Regions from separate parts of the Homo sapiens genome. Here region 1 is linked to region 2. A link is a loop called in an ENCODE intact Hi-C map of the cell type or tissue named here. Cell type or tissue: adrenal gland. All regions are shown on one strand. Links, peaks and the distances in the headings refer to the core of each region. The heading gives the core; the rest is flanking DNA.

The links. Peaks named below come from ENCODE experiments on the same cell type or tissue, not always from the same donor. Only the 100,000 strongest peaks of a DNase experiment are listed, where the experiment ranks them.
Region 1: it touches region 2 in a loop (2.7-fold over the local background); 2 of 110 quality-filtered maps call a loop at or near these places.

Annotation. Positions count from the first base shown.
Region 1 is chr16:19,407,252-19,415,582 of GRCh38, reverse strand. It overlaps a transcript of TMC5 not described here. Among named protein-coding and RNA genes, the nearest start is that of TMC5, 6.5 kb to the left of the region's middle. RefSeq lists a silencer at 4,751-4,830. In adrenal gland, for the core only: no CTCF peak of the experiment used is centred there; a DNase peak (open chromatin) is centred at 4,879; H3K4me3 peaks cover 819 bases; H3K27me3 peaks cover 4,052 bases.
Region 2 is chr16:19,470,643-19,478,973 of GRCh38, reverse strand. It overlaps TMC5 (transmembrane channel like 5), which reads right to left. Exons shown (of 22, transcript NM_001261841.2): 11 at 6,731-6,886; 12 at 4,698-4,849; 13 at 1,456-1,534. The region is part of intron 2 of TMC5-AS1 (TMC5 antisense RNA 1); the gene reads left to right. Among named protein-coding and RNA genes, the nearest start is that of TMC5-AS1, 13 kb to the left of the region's middle. In adrenal gland, for the core only: no CTCF peak of the experiment used is centred there; no DNase peak of the experiment used is centred there.

The DNA.
Region 1 (8,331 bases), core at 13-8,012, 63 kb after region 2:
AAGTCAGGATTTCTCAACCTTGGCAGTACTGTCATTTGGGGCCAGACAACTGCCTGTTGTGGGGAGCTGGGGGGACTGCTCTGTGCATTGTAGGGTGTTTAGCAGTATGTCCGGCTTCTATCTATTAGATACCAGGAGGACACCCCAACCCCACCCCATCTGCAAGCTACGACAACCAAAAATGTCTTCAGGAATGGGCAAATATCCCCTGGGAGGCAAAACTGCCTCCCCCTGAGAACCACTGCTCTAAATGTTACCTAGTTCCATGGACAGTGTCTCCTCGCTCTCCATTGCGTGGGACAAGGAAATCAGCAACTCAACATTTTCTCTAATAGAGTTTTCTCCCCTCTGTTTCTCCTCTTCTAGAAACTATACCATATTTTTACATATTTCGGTTTATGACACATATATGCCCTATAAACTGTAATTATACGTTTCTTGTCTGCAGGTAGACAATAAGTTGGCAATACTGGTTGCTTCCAGAGTGAGAAACTGGGTGGCTGGAGATAGATATGGAGGGAGATACTTTTCAGTATTTGCTTAGATATCCTTTGGATTTTTTCCATTTTTCTTTTTTAGAGATAGAGCCTTGCTTTGTCACCCAGGCTGGGCTCAAACGATCCTCTTGCCTAAGCCTCAGCCTCCTGAGCAGCTGGGACTACAGGAACTCACCACTATGCCCACCTAGTTTCTCTTTTTTGTCAAGATGGGGTCTCCCTATGTTGCCTAGGCTGGTCTCGAACTCCTGGCCTCAAGCGATCCTCCTGCCTCAGCTTCCCAAGGCTCTGGGACTACAGGAACTCACCACTATGCCCACCTAATTTCTCTTTTTTGTCGAGATCGGGGGGTGGTCTCCCTATGTTGCCTAGGCTGGTCTCGAACTCCTGATCTCAAGCGATCCTCCCGCCTCAGCCTCCCAAGGTTCTGGGATTACAAGCCACTGTGCCTGGTCTCTTTGGGGTTTTATACCACGTGGCAGTGTAACTTTTTCAAAAAATAAGTGAAATCTTGAAAATTGTCTCCTGTGAATTGCACACAGTATGAATAGCACGGTCACATCTTTTTAAAAGATAAGTAAAAATAATCTGTATTATTACACCCAGGAGGAGAGGGAGAAATCTGGAATAACACACATGAAACTCCAAGCAGCAGTTATCACCAGAGGGTGAATTAGCAGAGTTTTTCACCTTCTATGAAAATATTTTTATAAATAAATTTTTAAAATAATTTGCATGAGTATTGTGTTAGTAATTGGAGAAAACAACAGGAACAGTCAAAGAAAAAGATCTATTTCCAAGGTCACTGGGAGCTCCTCAAGTTTGGGAAGTGAGAAAGAGGGAGAACCTTCTGGAAGCAGCAGATGTGGGAGCCCCAGACACAGAAAGCAGGGACCCTAGATAGAGGCTGATGATTGAATTAGGGGGTACAATGAGGGGGGCATGAATTAAGAGGGAAATGAAAATAAATGAGCAGACGCTGGAACAGGAAGGATAGTTCTATGTCATTGGATGGGTTATGAATTTCCCTGAGCCTGACTCAGTTTCCTCAGCTATAAAATGGAAGTCATTGTAATACGTAAGTGGCCAACATTTATCCTTACATTGTTCTGTCACCGTCTATGTGTGGGTTGTATTTAATCCTCACAGCAGCCCTATGAGTTAGGTACTACTAGAATCATCCCAGTTTACAGATGAGTCATTTGAAGCACAGAGAGGTTAAGTAACTTGGCCCAAGGTCACACAGCAAGAAAGTGGCAGAGGCAAGAAAGTGGCAGAGGCAGGATTTTAACCCAGGAGGTCTGGCTCTGGAGCCTGAGTTCTGTAGATGACTAGGGCTGGGACTAAGCACAATATCAGACACATGGTAAGCAGAACAGGCATGAAAGACTATGATTATGTTAAAAGGCTAGGATTCCTCATCCACCAAGTACCATATTAAAGGATGTAGTGCCTCCCACTAAGAGGAAAGCACAATGCCCTTCCCATCCCATGCCAGCCTTACTGTCCCCAGAAACTGCCCTGGCTTTTTTTTTTTTTTTTTTTTTTTTTTTTTTTTTTTTGAGGCAGGGTTTGGCAATGTCGCCTAGCCTGGAATGCAGTGGCGCAATCTTAGCTCACTGCAATCTCTGCCTCCCGGGCTCAAGCAATTCTTGTGCCTCAGCCTCCCGAGTAGCTGGAACCACAGGCATGCACCACCACACCCAGCTAATTTTTGTACTTTTAGTAGAGACGAGGTCTTGCCGTGTTCTCTGGGCTGGTCTGGAACTCCTGGACTCAAGTGATCTGCCCACCTTGGCCTCCCAAAGTGCTGGGAATACAGGCTTGAGTAACCATGCCCAGCCTGCCCTGGCACACTTAAAGGCAGCATTTGTCCTACCAGAACACAGAACTCTCCAAAACTTTGACAGGTGGAGATCCCTGCAAGGTGACTGTCTAGATGAGAAGCGGGTGGTAGGGTGCGCCTAAAGCCCTAGCTACTTGGGAGGCTGAGGCAGGATGATTGCTTGAGGCCAGGAGTTTGAGACCAGCCTGGGCAACACAGCCAGACCTTGTCTCTACAAAAAATTAAAAAATCAGCTGGGTGTAGAGGCGAGCACCTGTAGTCCCAGCTACTCAGGAAGCTGAGGTGGGAGGATCGCTTGAGCCGTGACTTTAAGGCTGCAGTGAGCTACAATTGTGCCACTGCACTGCAACTTGGGCAACAGAGCAAGACTCAGTCTCTAAAACTAAATAAATAAATAGATGAGAAGGGGTTCAAGGAAAAAGTGCTTTATGGATGCAACTACTGTGCCATTCCCCCACTCCTGTAGAGGGCGGTCACAGCATTTACTGTAGCTAATGTTGATTGAGCACCTACTAAGTGCCAGGCACTGTTCCGAGTGTTTCATCTTTAATCCCCACAAAAGGGTGGGCTCGGGCTGGGTGCGGTGGCTCACGCCTGTAATCCCAGCACTTTGGGAGGCTGAGGCGAGTGGATCAACTGAGGTCAGGAGTTCAAGACCAGCCTGGCCAACATGATGAAAGCCCATCTCTACTAAAAATACAAAAAAATTAGCCAGGCCTGGTGGTGGGCACCTGTAATCTCAGCTACTTGGGAGGTTGAGGCAGGAGAATTGCTTGAACCTGGGAGACAGCGGTTGCAGTGAGCTGAGATTGCACCATTGCACTCCAGCCTGGGCAACAGAACGAGACTGTCTCAAAAAAAAAAAGAAAGTCGGGCTTGGTGGCTCATGCCTGTAATCCCAGCACTTTAGGAGGCTGAGGCAGGAGGATCTTTTGAGCCCAGAAGTTCAAGGCTGGACTGGGCAACATAGTGAGACCCCCATCTCTACAAAAATTTAAAAAATTAGCCAGGCATGGTGGTGCGTGCCTTTGGTCCCAGCTACTCGGGAGGCTGAGGCAGGAGGATCGCCTGAGCCTGGGAGGTTGAAGCTGCATAAGCTACAATCACAACACTGCACTCCAGCCTGGGCAACAGAGCGAGACAACAATTCAAAAAAAAAAAATCCCACAAAAACCCTATAGGATAGGTGCCATTATTGTCCTCATTTTACAGATAAGGAAACTGAGGCACAGAAGAATCAGATAACTGCCACATTCACTGTGCTAGGAGGTGATGGAACCTGGATTGCATGTCAAGATCACACAGACTCCTCTACAGACCACCCAGGTAACATGGGGTGACTTATTCAACCTCTTTGAACCTTTGTCTCCTAATCTGCAGTCTGGAACTAGCAGGGGTTATTGAAAGGATAAAAGGTAACACATGCCCCTTATTCATTCAACAAGTATTTATAGGACATCTACTGTGTGCCAGGCACTGGGGATGTATCTGCAAGCAAAACAAAAAAAATCCTACCCTTCTGGAATGCACACATTAGTAGGGGGACACGTATGTGGGTTAGCTCAGTAGATCTTCACAACCCCATAGGCAAGCTACTATTATTGCACCTGTTTCACAGATAGGGAAAAGGATCCCAGAAGTGGCAAACCCAAGTTCACCCTTCTGAGAAATGGTGGGACCTGGATTAGATAATATTCAGTCTCCGGAGTTTGACTTCCTGAGTTCAAATCCCACAGTTTCCATTTAATTGCTGTGGTCAAGTTACTTAACTGTCTGAAACTGGATCTCCCAAGGGTAAAATAGGACCAGGAGACCCTATTTCGTAGATTACCCCAGGAGAAATAACAACATCTAACATTTAGGAAGCAAACAAGGCTCACAGAATCTCTGTGAGGGAAGTCTAATTTTAACCTTTCTTTTTCCTTTTGTTTTTTTAAACAGGTGTGGAAACTGGAGCCCAGAGAGCATAAGTAACCTGTCCAGAGATGCACAACACACAAATAGTGCGCTTCCAAAGCTCATGTTCGCTCTCACCCAGGCCGCTGCTCAGATAAAAAACTTACCGGATCGGACATGGTGAAGTAAGCACCTGAGAAACGGGTGCGATTATTCTTTTCTTCCTGCACCTGCAGGGCGGGCTGCACGAAGGCGGCGGCCAGGCCGTGTGCATTCCCCGGAAGCTTTCTTAATGCAAAGTGACAGAGCGCGGCGGTCTGGGGCTGGAGCCGCTGCCCCCTCCACGTGCTCCCCAATTCCGGCGCCTGGTGGTTCTCCCCGCACTCCGGCGCCGCACCCCGCTGGCTCCCCGCTCCCAGCCCGTGCTGCCACGCTTGGGCGCCCCGCATTGGGGACACCCCTCCCAGTTCTTCCCAGCCTCTCTGGGAGCCGGCGAGGGGGCTCCGCCAAGACGCCCCTGCTAGGCTGGCAGCCCGGGCGCTGGCCCCACTCCTGGCGAACCCGCCTCACCTCCTGGCGCTCCTGTTGCCGCTGCTTGCGCTGGCCCTCGGGTCGACCCTGGCCCGAAGCAGCCCGCAGGCGGCGCTCCCTGCACCGGAGCCGGCCTTCCTGCCTCGGGGCCGATCGCTTTCTTCTGAGAATTGAGCCAGTTCCTGCTGGGTTGGGACGCCTGCTGGCATCCGAGACCTCTATTCACCGCCCGTAGTCTGCATTCATTCTTTCTTTCCATGACCCAGCCTTACCTGATGGCCACCAGACGCCGCGCAGGCCTGGGTGGGGCGGCGCTCGGAGGACCCAGCAGGCTCATGGGCCAGGGCTGTGCTCTCCAAAACTCTGGCCAAGAGCCACATCATCTAATCCTGAGAGATGCAAGTCCTCTAATGATTATCAGTAACTACGAGATAAATGCAAATCAAAACCATAATGAGATATTGGAACAGGAATTAAAAGAAATTAAAGAGTGTATAAGCAGAAACTCAGTTGTATGTAAGAAAACTCAATTCCCCCTGAGAAAGAGAAAGAGCTGGAGTCCTTTTAAAACTAACTGCCTATTTTTCTGTGGCTAGTGAGCCTTCTCTCCCCTCCTTTCCCAGGCATTGTGAAGACCCTGATTCCCTAGCTGTGTAGCTGCAAGGTCACTAGACAGATAAACTCAAGTAACAAAACATGTTTTTCCTTGAAAAGTAAGAAATGATGTAATGCATGTCTCAATTGAATAACTGCCTTTGTTTCTCGCTTCTGTAGTATGCTTCCCCCTGCACAGATCTCCCTACCCCTACGAAATGCTTAAAAGTTAACTTAACTCTTTGTTCAGTGCTCAGTCCTTTGGATGTTAATCCGACTGGGCCGGTGCACCTAAATAATTAATAAATATCCTCCTGAACCCCATAGGTCTCTGTGATTCCTTAAAAATCCCGCAACAGGCCAGGCGCACTGGCTCAAGCCTGTAATCCCAGCACTTTGGGAGGCCGAGGCCAACGAATCACGAGGTCAGGAGATCGAGACCATCCTGGCTAACATGGTGAAACCCCGTCTCTACTAAAAATACAAAAAAATTAGCCGGGCATGGTGGCAGGAGCCTGTAGTCCCAGCTACTCGGGAGGCTGAGGCAGGAGAATCGCATGAACCCGGGAGGCGGAGCTTGCAGTGAGCCGAGATCGCGCCACCGCTCTCCAGCTCTGGGCGACAGAGCAAGACTCCGTCTCAAAAAAAAAAAAAAAAAAATCCCGCAACATTTCCAGCTCACATCTACTAGGCTGGCCACTATCAAAAAACAAAAACAAACAAACAAAAAATAAGTGTTGATGAGGATGTGGAGAAATTGTGCACTGTCGGTGGGAATGCAAATTGGGTGCCACCGTGGAAAACAGTATAGTGGCAAAAAAACAAAAACAGAAAGGTATATATCTAAAAAAATTCAAAGCAAGGTCTCAAAATGACATCCGGGCCAGGCATCATAGCTCAGGCCTGTAGTTCCAGCACTTTGGGAGGTTGAGGCAGGTGGATCACTTGAGCCCAGGAGTTTGAGACCAGCCTGGGCAGCATGGTGAAACCCAGTTTCCACAAAAAAATACAAAAATTAGCCAGGCATGGTGGCACATGCCTGTAGCTCCAACTACTCAGGAGGCTGAGGTACGAGGATGGCTTGAGCCTGGGAGGTGGAGGCTGCAGTGAACAGTAATCGTGCCACTGCACTCTAGCCCAGGCAACAAAGGAAGACCCTGCCTCAAAAACAAAACAAAACAAAACAACAACAACAACAAAAGATATTTGCACACCCATGTTTATTGCAGCATTATTCACAATAGTCAAGCATTAAAAGCAAACTAAATGTCCATCAGCAGATGAATGGGTAAAGACAATGTGGTTACATACATACAATGGAGTATTGTGCAGCCTTAAAAAAGAAGGAAATCCTATCACATACTACCACGTGGATGAACCTCAAGGACATCATGCTAAGCGAAATAAGCCAGGCACAGGAGGGCAAATACTGTATGATTTCAATCATTGGATGTACCTAAAGCAATGAAAATCATAGAAACAGAAAGGAGAAAGGTGGTTGCCAATGGCTTAGAGAAAGGAGGAGGGAGATAATTTGTGTGCAATGAACATAGAACTTCAGTTTTTCAAGGTGAAAACATTCTAGAGATCTGTTACAAAATGTGAATACTTCCTATACTTCACACTGATGAACCATACAGTTAAAAATAATTAAGACTGGTAAATTTAATAACGTGTGTTTTTACCACAATATTGAAATGTCATTATGTCCTTACAATGACATAAATGTAATTATGATTATTGCAACCAAGAAGAGGTATATAATGTTGTAAGAATTTATAATTAGGGGCATTCTCCCAGTGTCAGGGAAGGTTTCCCTAAGGAAATAATGCTTCAGTGAGCATCTGAGTCAAAGTCAAAGTTGGGAGGTCACATGGCAAGTCTAATTTCTTGTATATAATACAGTTATCTGTCCATTTGATCTTTTCTGCTTTGTAAATAGAATCAAGGATAATGGGGGCATGATGGCAGAGGCCTATAGTCCCCAGCTACTTAGAAGGCTGAGGCAGGAGGACTGCTTGAACCCAGGAGTTTGAGATTGTCATGAACTATGACTGCACTACTGCACTCCAGCCTGGGCAATGGAGCGAGACCCTGTCTCAAAAAAAATTTTTTTTAATGTTAAAAGGTGAAAAAGAAAATAATAATGATGACAGCAACAGCCAACATGTAATAAGAAATAATTCAATGAATTACTTAATTAACATAGTAGTTAAGTGCAGGGACTCTGAAGCCATACTATTTGACTTTGAATTCCAGGTCTGCTATATCCTTACTAGCTTCATAATCTTGGGCAAATTACTTAATCTCTCTGCCTCAGTTTCTTCATCTGTAAAATGAGGGCAATAATAGTTAGACAGCCAGGTGAGAGGAGGTCCCTCAATAATCTCCAGCCTCTCCAACTGGCCTGCACACTGGGAGGAGCCACAGAAGTTTGTGCTGTTTGCAGCAGGGAGAAGCCTGGCCCCTCCTCTTTCTGTGTGGAAACTGGGATTTGAATGGCCAGGTAGGAAGTGCTCTAACAGAGACTCTGGCCCAGTAAGAGTCCCTGTTTCCCCTTTTCTTCCCTTTTCACCCAATAAAACCCTGTCTTACCCACCATTCAAATTGCCTGTGAGCCTGAATTTTCATGATCATGGGACAAAAAACCCTATCTTTAGCTGAACTAAGGAAAAGCCCTGCGACATTTTTGGCACCCAACGTGGGGCCTGAGAAGTGGTGAGTGAGATGCAAATCAAGAATTATTTTTCTCTCTCCCTTCCGAGCCTTTTAATGCTCATGGCTTTTTCCTTCCTCTTTTGGGATGCACCAGAAAGCAGCAGCTCCCCGCTGCTCCCCACTCCCTCATGGGGCTGGGATGCATGGCCCAAGGGTTCAGCTGGCTGGCTGGTTCCCAGCCACGTGCCACCTGCCGTGGCCTTCCCTTTCCCTAGCCAAGGAGTTTAATTCTACCAGACAGTAATTAAG
Region 2 (8,331 bases), core at 127-8,126:
TAAACTGGAAGCTCAAATTAGTCAGTTTATGAAACTAGTGGCTAGGAACTTCTGCAGGAAGTCAGTGCTATCAGCTGATAGACTGGGAGCTTTTAGATTTGGCTGAAGGAGGAGAGGAAACTTTTGGGTGCACAGCCCAAGGATGGATGGATGATGGATGGGTAAATGGATGGATGATGGATGAGTGGATAGATGGGTATATAGATGGATGGATGAATGGATGGATGAATAGATGGCTGGATGAATACATGAATTGACAGATAGATGGATGCATGCATGAATGAATACGTGGATGAATAAATGGATGGATGGTTAGATAAATGGATGGATGAATACATGAATGAATAGATAAATATATGGATGGATGGATGGATCCATACATGGATGGATAAATGGATAAGTGGATGGATGTATGAATGAATGGATAGATGGATACATGGATGGACAGATGAATAGATGCATGGATGGATAAATGAATGATGGGGGAATGGATGGATGGATGCATGAATGGATGAATGCATGGAAGAAGAATATGGTATCTGCTCTAACCATACTAACTTGGAGGGCTGATTTTGAATCTCTTCGACAATTAGGGAGAGAAGTTGAGGGTGCCATGTTCATGTAAGATGGTTTGAGTATAGACACAACAGAGCTATTTTAGGGCCCAGGAATAATGGGTGACAGAGAAATAGAGAGAGACTCCTGATTCCTGACTCTACTTCCAACCCCAGGGCATCCTGGGTATCTGAGAGCTCACAATGACCATCAGCTAAGGATTGCTGTGTGATGTGAAGGCACATTCTCATGGGGGATGCAGTAGCAGGGGCAGAGGCATCCCAATGAGAAGGCCAGGGAGGCTGGCTTGTTCCTAAATCCACATGGGACACCACCCTCAGGCACCCATTCTCTGAGGTCAGTGAAGACTAGAAACTGTAGTTAAGTGAAGGACGGCCAGAAACAGTCAGCATTAGGACATAATTGTTACTGCCAGCATTTATGAGTTTACATATTGGTAAAGCCCAGGGTATCTAGGTTACAGGAAAAATAGAACATCAAGGATCAAAAAGAATTTTGTCCAACCCCAAAGCTGTTAGGACAGACTAGCACTAAAATTACTAGTGTCTATTGCATATGCTGGGCACTGAACTTATACTACACATGATATCATTTAATCCCAATTTTACAGATGAGAAAACTGAGGCTCAAAGAGATTAAGTGACTCGGAAGATGACACAGCACAGCTGGCCTTCAAATCAGGTCCTCCTGACTCTAGAACCTGAGCTTTTTTGTTGAGACCCATTTTGCCTTATGTTGCTTTCCAGATTAGTTTTCATTCTCTTCCCACAAGGGATTAATACCAAATACGGAGTGTGATGGCTCTTGAGAAACCCCTGTCCTCCCTGTTGGTCAAATGCTAAGAAACCAAACTTAAGGCAGAGAAGCATAGAATCTCACCTCTTCACCAGACAGGGCCACGGTGTTGAGCCAATAGTAACAAAGAATGCCAATGATTGATATTTTCAAAAAGATGTTTCTAAACAGAAGAGACAACATTTATGATTACCTTCAATGGCAGTCTTTCATTCTGTCTGCAAATAGCTCCTTTGGGGCACATGGTAAGATAGAAATTCCTGGCCCCTGTGGTTGGAGGGGGGCACATGGCTAGTTCCAGTGAATGAATTGTGAACAGAAGCAATGTGTGTCACTTCTTTTTTTTTTATTTTTTGAGACGGAGTCTTGCTCAGTCACCCAGGCTGGAGTGCAGTGGCGCGATCTCAGCTCACTGCAAGATCCGCCTCCCAGGTTCACGCCATTCTCCTGCCTCAGCTTCCCGAGTAGCTGGGACTACAGGCGCCCGCCACCACACCTGGCTAATTTTTTTTGTATTTTTAGTAGAGACGGGATTTCACCATGTTAGCCAGGATGGTCTCGATCTCCTGACCTCGTGATCCACCCGCCTCGGCCTCCCAAAGTGCTGGGATTACAGGCGTGAGCCACCACACCCAGCTAATGTGTGTCACTTCTAAGCTGGAGCACTTAATGCCCCTGTGAGACTCTCCAGAACTCCTCATCTTCCCTTTGGAATGGCGATCAACGATATTCAAGATGGCTGCTTCTCTCTGAGCCTGGATCCCTCAGTAACTAACATAAGAAGGTCCCTCCTGCTAATCCACACTGTGTATATAACACGAGCAAGAAATAAACCTTTGTGTTCGAAGCCACTGAGATCTGGGGGGTTGTTACTGCAGTATAACCTAACTTATTCTGACTGATACATTCTCTTTTGTTGCATCTCCAAATGATCTGATTTCACTTCCCATTATAATGATAGTAAATGTACATAATGTTTATTGGGTGCTGACCCAGCGTACACTGCCAACCTCTTTATTGAATCATCCCCCTCAGTCTTTACAATTCCATCATCTAGTAGATGGTATTTTATGCCCATCATACTCAATATGCAAGGTTATGGGGTGCAGTGAGACCTAACATTTCCCCTTCTATACAAACTTTTAAAAGTGGCACCATGGATCGGTGGCTGGGATGTGGGGAATAATGAGGGCATAGGAATATAGTCAGAGTTTTCTTTCTTTCTTTCTCTCTCTCTCTTTCTCTCTTTCTTTCTTCCGACAGGGTCTCACTCTGTTACCCAAACTGGAGTGCAGTGGTGTGGTCATGGCTCACTGCAGCCTTGACCTCCCGGGCTCAAGCACTTCTCCCACCTCAGCCACCTGAGTAGCTGGGACTACAGGTGCAATCCACCATGCCTGACTAATTTTTAAATATTTATAGAAATGGAGTCTCACCATGTTGCCAAGGCTGGTCTTGAACTCCTGGGCTCAAGCAATCCTCCCACCTTGGCCACCCAAAGTGCTAGGATTACAGGCACGAGCCACTGCACCTGGCTGGAATTTTCATAATATGAATTGGATATAATCAACTGACTGACCAATTTGCTTATTCATTCACCAATCATTCTTGGACACCTATGATATCCCAGACACTGTGAACAAGGCAAAGATTTCCCCATAAACTGTGGGAGAGGAAGATAATAAATAAATACAAATATGTCAGGAAGTGGTAAGAAAATTATACTGCAGAGATCATGCCACCGCACTCCAGCCTGGGCGACAGAATGAGACTCCATCTCAAAAAAAAAAAAAAAAAAAAGAAAGAAAATTATACTGCAGAGGAGAAAAGGTGGTAGGGAGCTGTTATTTTTAATGGGGTGTGCAAGGAAGAGTGCAACACGAGGGTGATGTTTGAAGAACGCAAAATGCAGTCAAGAAGCAAGCCATGTGGTCATGTGTGGGAAGAACATTCCAGGCCCATGCAAAGGTCCAGAGGTGGGAATATGGTTTGGCATATTTGTGAACGCTTAGGAGGTCTGTGACGGGGACAGGCAGTGAGCAGGAAGGATGGGGAGAAAATGAGGCTGGAGCGCTGGCCGGGAGCCGGATCTCACAGACCGTGGTAAGGCAAGGGCTCTGGAACTGATCAGCAAAGAAACTCAGTCTGCATTGTACAGACCTACACTTTTTTTTTTTTTCTGAGATGGAGTCTCTCTCTGTCACCCAGGCTGGAGTGCAGTGGCAGGATCTCGGTTCGCTGCAACCTCCGCCTCCCAGGTTCAAGAAATTCTCCCGCCTCAGCCTCTCAAGTAGCTGGGATTACAGACATGCGTCACCAAGCCCAGCTAATTTTTGTATTTTTAGTAAAGACGGGGTTTCACCATGTTGGCCAGGCTGGTTTCAAACTCCTGACCTCAGGTGATCCACCTGCCTTGGCCTCCCAAAGTGCTGGGATTACAGGCATGAGCCACCATGCCCGGCCTACAGACCTGTACTTATAAACCCCACCATAACCAGGAACGAGTAAGGGAAGAAACTAGAGGGACAAAATTTGGGCAGTTCCAGGCTTTGTGTATCAAAACTCTGGGATCACTTCTAGCACGTATGATGCCTTTGTGGGAATCACAAAAAGGCACCCCATGGGTGCCAGTGAGTTGCCCAAAGCACTCCTCCCACCTTTGTTTGGGTGGTGGAATTACAAAAATGGGCCCTTCCTCCCGCCTGAGGCAGTGGGTACCAGGACTCACAGCTTGACTAAGGGGAACGCTGGATGATTTCAGTCCCGTCCTCAGCCCAGGAGCCTTTGTGCGTGCACTGCCTGCCCATCTGTACATCCCATACTTGAGAACTACATCAATCCCCTGCTGGTAGCAATTAGGAAAGCAATCAAGCCATGACTTTGAGCAAAAGCCCACACCACACAAACACACTTCACTCTTTTGTTGTTGTTTAAGACAGGGTCTTGCTCTGTCACGCAGGCTGGAGTGCAGTGGTGCAATCATAGGTAAGCTCAAACTCCTGGGATCAAGTGATCCTCTCACCTCAGCCTCCTGAGTAGCTGGCACTAACAGGTGCATGCCACTGCATCCAGCTTTTTGTAGAGCCAGCATCCGGCTATGTTGCCCAGGCTGTTCTCGAACTCCTGGTCTCAAGTGATCCTCCCCACTCAACCTCCCAAAGTGCTGGGATTACTGACATGAGCCACCACGCCCAGCCACACCTTACTTTTGAAATTCTTCCTCTCTGGAGAAAAAACTTTGATACTAAAGCATAATCCTTTCTAGCTGCCATCCCACTTCTCTCTGTGGAAATAGAGGCTGGTGTTGGGCGCGACACATCACCTACCGGATCAGGAGAACGTAGACTTCGTGCCGTGGCATCTCGTACCTCTCCACAAGCCTGAACATGGAGTAGATGCATGGCACGGCCAGATTAATGCAGGACACAACGAAAGGCAGTAACAGCACCGCCCCAGGGTTACTGTGTGTCTTCAGGAACTGCAGGGGATGGGGGAGAGAACGGAGGGCTGACTTGTACACTGTACCCCTTTCTGCTTCACTCAAAAGTCTCCCATGATAGAAAACCCGAGAAGTAGCTCCTCTGCGGTTAACTATTTATCTATTTATTTATTTTAATTTTTTTGAGATGGAGTCTCACCGTGTTGCCCAGGCTGGACTGCAGTGGCGCGATCTCAGCTCACTGAAACTTCCACTTCCTCGGTTCAAGTGGTTCTCCTGCCTCAGCCTCCAGAGTAGCTGGGATTACAGGCACGCACCAACATACCCAGCTAATTTTTGTATTTTTAGTAGAGATGGGGTTTCCCCATGTTGGCCAGGCTGGTCTCTAACTCCCGACCTCAGGTGATCCATCCACCTCGGCCTCCCAAGGTGTTGGGATTACAGGCATGAGCCATCGCGCCCGGCTAGGTTAACTATTTTGTTAAGCTACCATTAATTTCCTTACCCCGTGCCAAGCAAACTGAGGCTCAGGGAGGGGAAGACACTTGCCCAGGGTCACCCAGCAAGGAAGTGGCAGATTGGAGCCTAGGTGTGTCTGACTCAGGAGCCTGAGCTCGAACAATCATTCTGTGGCTTTCCCTTTTTTACCAAGATGCCCAGGGCAATGAGGATGTGCTCCCTCCTGTTTAGCATAAGTGGCCTTGTTCATTTTCACCAGGCTTCACCTCTCTCTGAGTTCTGAATTAGGGGGTTGGCGTGTCTCTGCTAGCCCGTGCTGCTGGTTTTTTTTTTTTTTTTTTTTTTTTTTTTTTTTTTTTGAGCCGGAGTCTCGCTCTGTTGCCCAGGCTGGAGTGCAGTGGCACGATCTCGGCTCACTGCAACCTCTGCCTCCGAGGTTCAAGTGATTCTCCTGCCTTAGCCTCCCGAGTAGCTGGGATTACAGGGGTGCACCATCATACCCAGCTAATTTTTGTATTTTTAGTAGAGACGGGGTTTCACCATGTTGGCCAGGCTAGTCTCAAACTCCTGATCTCAAGTGATCTGCCTGCCTCGGCCTCCCAAAGTGCTGGGATTACAGGCGTGAGCCACTGTGCCTGGCCCTGTGCTGCACTTTTGTGTGAGGCTGGGAGAGGCACTGGGCCTCCAGGAGGAGGCAGCACTCTGGCATTTGGCTGGGAGTGGAGCCGGGACTGCACTTCTGCTAGGCATCCTTCCATGGGCCTTGGAGTCAGGGATTCCAATGAATTTATCTGATATCTCACATTCCCATATCCTCCCTGCATGGCCTCACCCTACCTCCGTCTACCTCTGGATGGTTCAAAAGCACCACTTGCATTTTTGGTGGTAGTTTTGGAGCCAGGGTAACCTGGGTTCCAATGCGGCTCCCTCCCCACACGTAAGCTGCAAGGCCTGGGGCCAGATCCTTAGCTTCTCTGAGCCCCTTTTCTCCATCTGTACAATGGAGAGATGATCACATGACTCATAGAGATGTTGCAAGAATTAACTGAGATCAAACAAGGCAAGGCCTGGCCCCAGGGCTGTGAAACGACACAGCTGAGCTCCATTCATGTGAAACTGTAGTCACCAATGAATGACCACCACTGTAGCCAGAACTACAGGTGCACACCACCGTGACAGGCTAATTTTTAAAATTTTTTTAGCGATGAAGTCTCCATGTTGCCCAGGCTGGTCTCGAACTCCTGGGTTTCAGGTGATCCTCCTGCCTCGGCCTCCCAGAGTGTTGGGATTACAGGTGTAAGCCACTGTGCCTCACCCCTGCATTTTTAACAAGTTCTCTGCTAGTGCTGATGCTGCTGGCCATAGATCCTGGGTTGAACCGTAGGCTGCACACCACCCTTCCCCTCCAGCATCTCATCCCTTCACCTGGTTCTCTCTGCCCTGGACCCTGGTGTTGGTTACCTCTAAGTTGTACTCAGCCAGGTAATAAACGGCTGCACAGCAGGCTATGGCCACTCCTGTAGAGACAACCCAGGCTACCATGTAGGCAGAGAAGCGGGTCAGCAGCTGATTGAACGTCAACTTGGAATTCTCCTGACGGAGCTCTGACAGGTTCTCCTAGAAACATAAGAAAGTCAAGTTTATGGCTGGGCATGGTGGCTCACGCCTGTAATCCCAGCACTTTGGGAGGCCAAGGCGGGTGGATCACTTGAGGTCAGGAGTTTGAGACCAGCCTGGACAACATGGTGAAACCCCGCCTCTACCAAAAATACAAAAATTAGCCGGGCGTGGTGGTGCATGCCTGTAATCCCAGCTACTCGGGAGGCTGAGGCAGGAGAATCACTTGAACCCAGGAGGTGGAGGTTGTAGTGAGGAGAGATGGCACCACTGCACTCCAGCCTGGGCGACAGAGTGAGACTCTGTCTCAAACAACAAATAAATAAATAAACAAATAAATAAAAATAAATGAAAGTCAAGTTTATCCAGAGATCCCTCTCCACTGCTAGCAAAGATCCCCAGGGAATGCTTGCCACATCCAGAGACATGAATCCAGCCCAAATCCACAGGTGAGAGAGAGGGGGAACATTCATGATGAACATGGATTATGGGAGACCCATAGAGGACTCTGAAATGGGCCAAGAATCTCCAAACACTGCTTCCATCTTTCAGAAACAGTTGGAATTAATAGATCGGGACCATGTTCTTAAGAAAAGCACACTGAGGTCACAAAATTCTTTCTTGAAGAATAAGGTTGGGTATCTACACTGAGAAAGAAGCTCACATCTGCAACCCTCTTGTTGAAGCCCCTTTATTTGGCTGGGTTTGGTGGCTCACACCTGAATTTCCAGCATGTTGGGAGGCCGAGGTGGGAGGATCACTTGAGCCCAGGAGTTCAAGACCAGCCTGGGCAACATAGTGAGATTCTCTCTCTACAAAAAATTTAAAAATTAGTTGGGCATGGTGGTGTGCACCCATAGTCCCCACTACTCAGCAGGCTGAGGTGGGAGAGGCTAACTGGATCCCAGGAGGTCGACACTGCAGTGAATTATGATTGCACCACTGCACTCCAGCTTGGGTGACAGAGCAAGACCTTGTCTCGAAAATCATAAAAAAAAAAAATTTAAAGCCCCTTTATTTATAAAATCAGCTTGCTCTTTGTTTTTTTCTGGAGATGGAGTTTCACTCTTGTTGCCCAGGCTGGAGTGCAGTGGCGCGATCTTGGCTCACTGCAACCTCTGCCTCCTGGGTTCAAGCGATTCTCCAGCCTCAGCCTCCTGAGTAGCTGGGATTACAGGTGCCCGCCACCACGCCCGGCTACTTTTTTGTCCTTTTTTTAGTAGAGATGGGGTTTCATCATGTTGGCCAAGCTGGTCGTGAACTCCTGACCTCATGATATGCCTGCCTCGTCCTCCCAAATTGCTGGGATTAGAGGCATGAGCCACCATGCCCAGCTGCTTTTTTTTTTTTTTTTTTTTTTTTTTTTAATAAGTTTGTGTCTATAGACCAGGGTTTCTCAACCTCTGCACTATTGACATGGTGGGCTGCATAATTCTCTGCTGCAG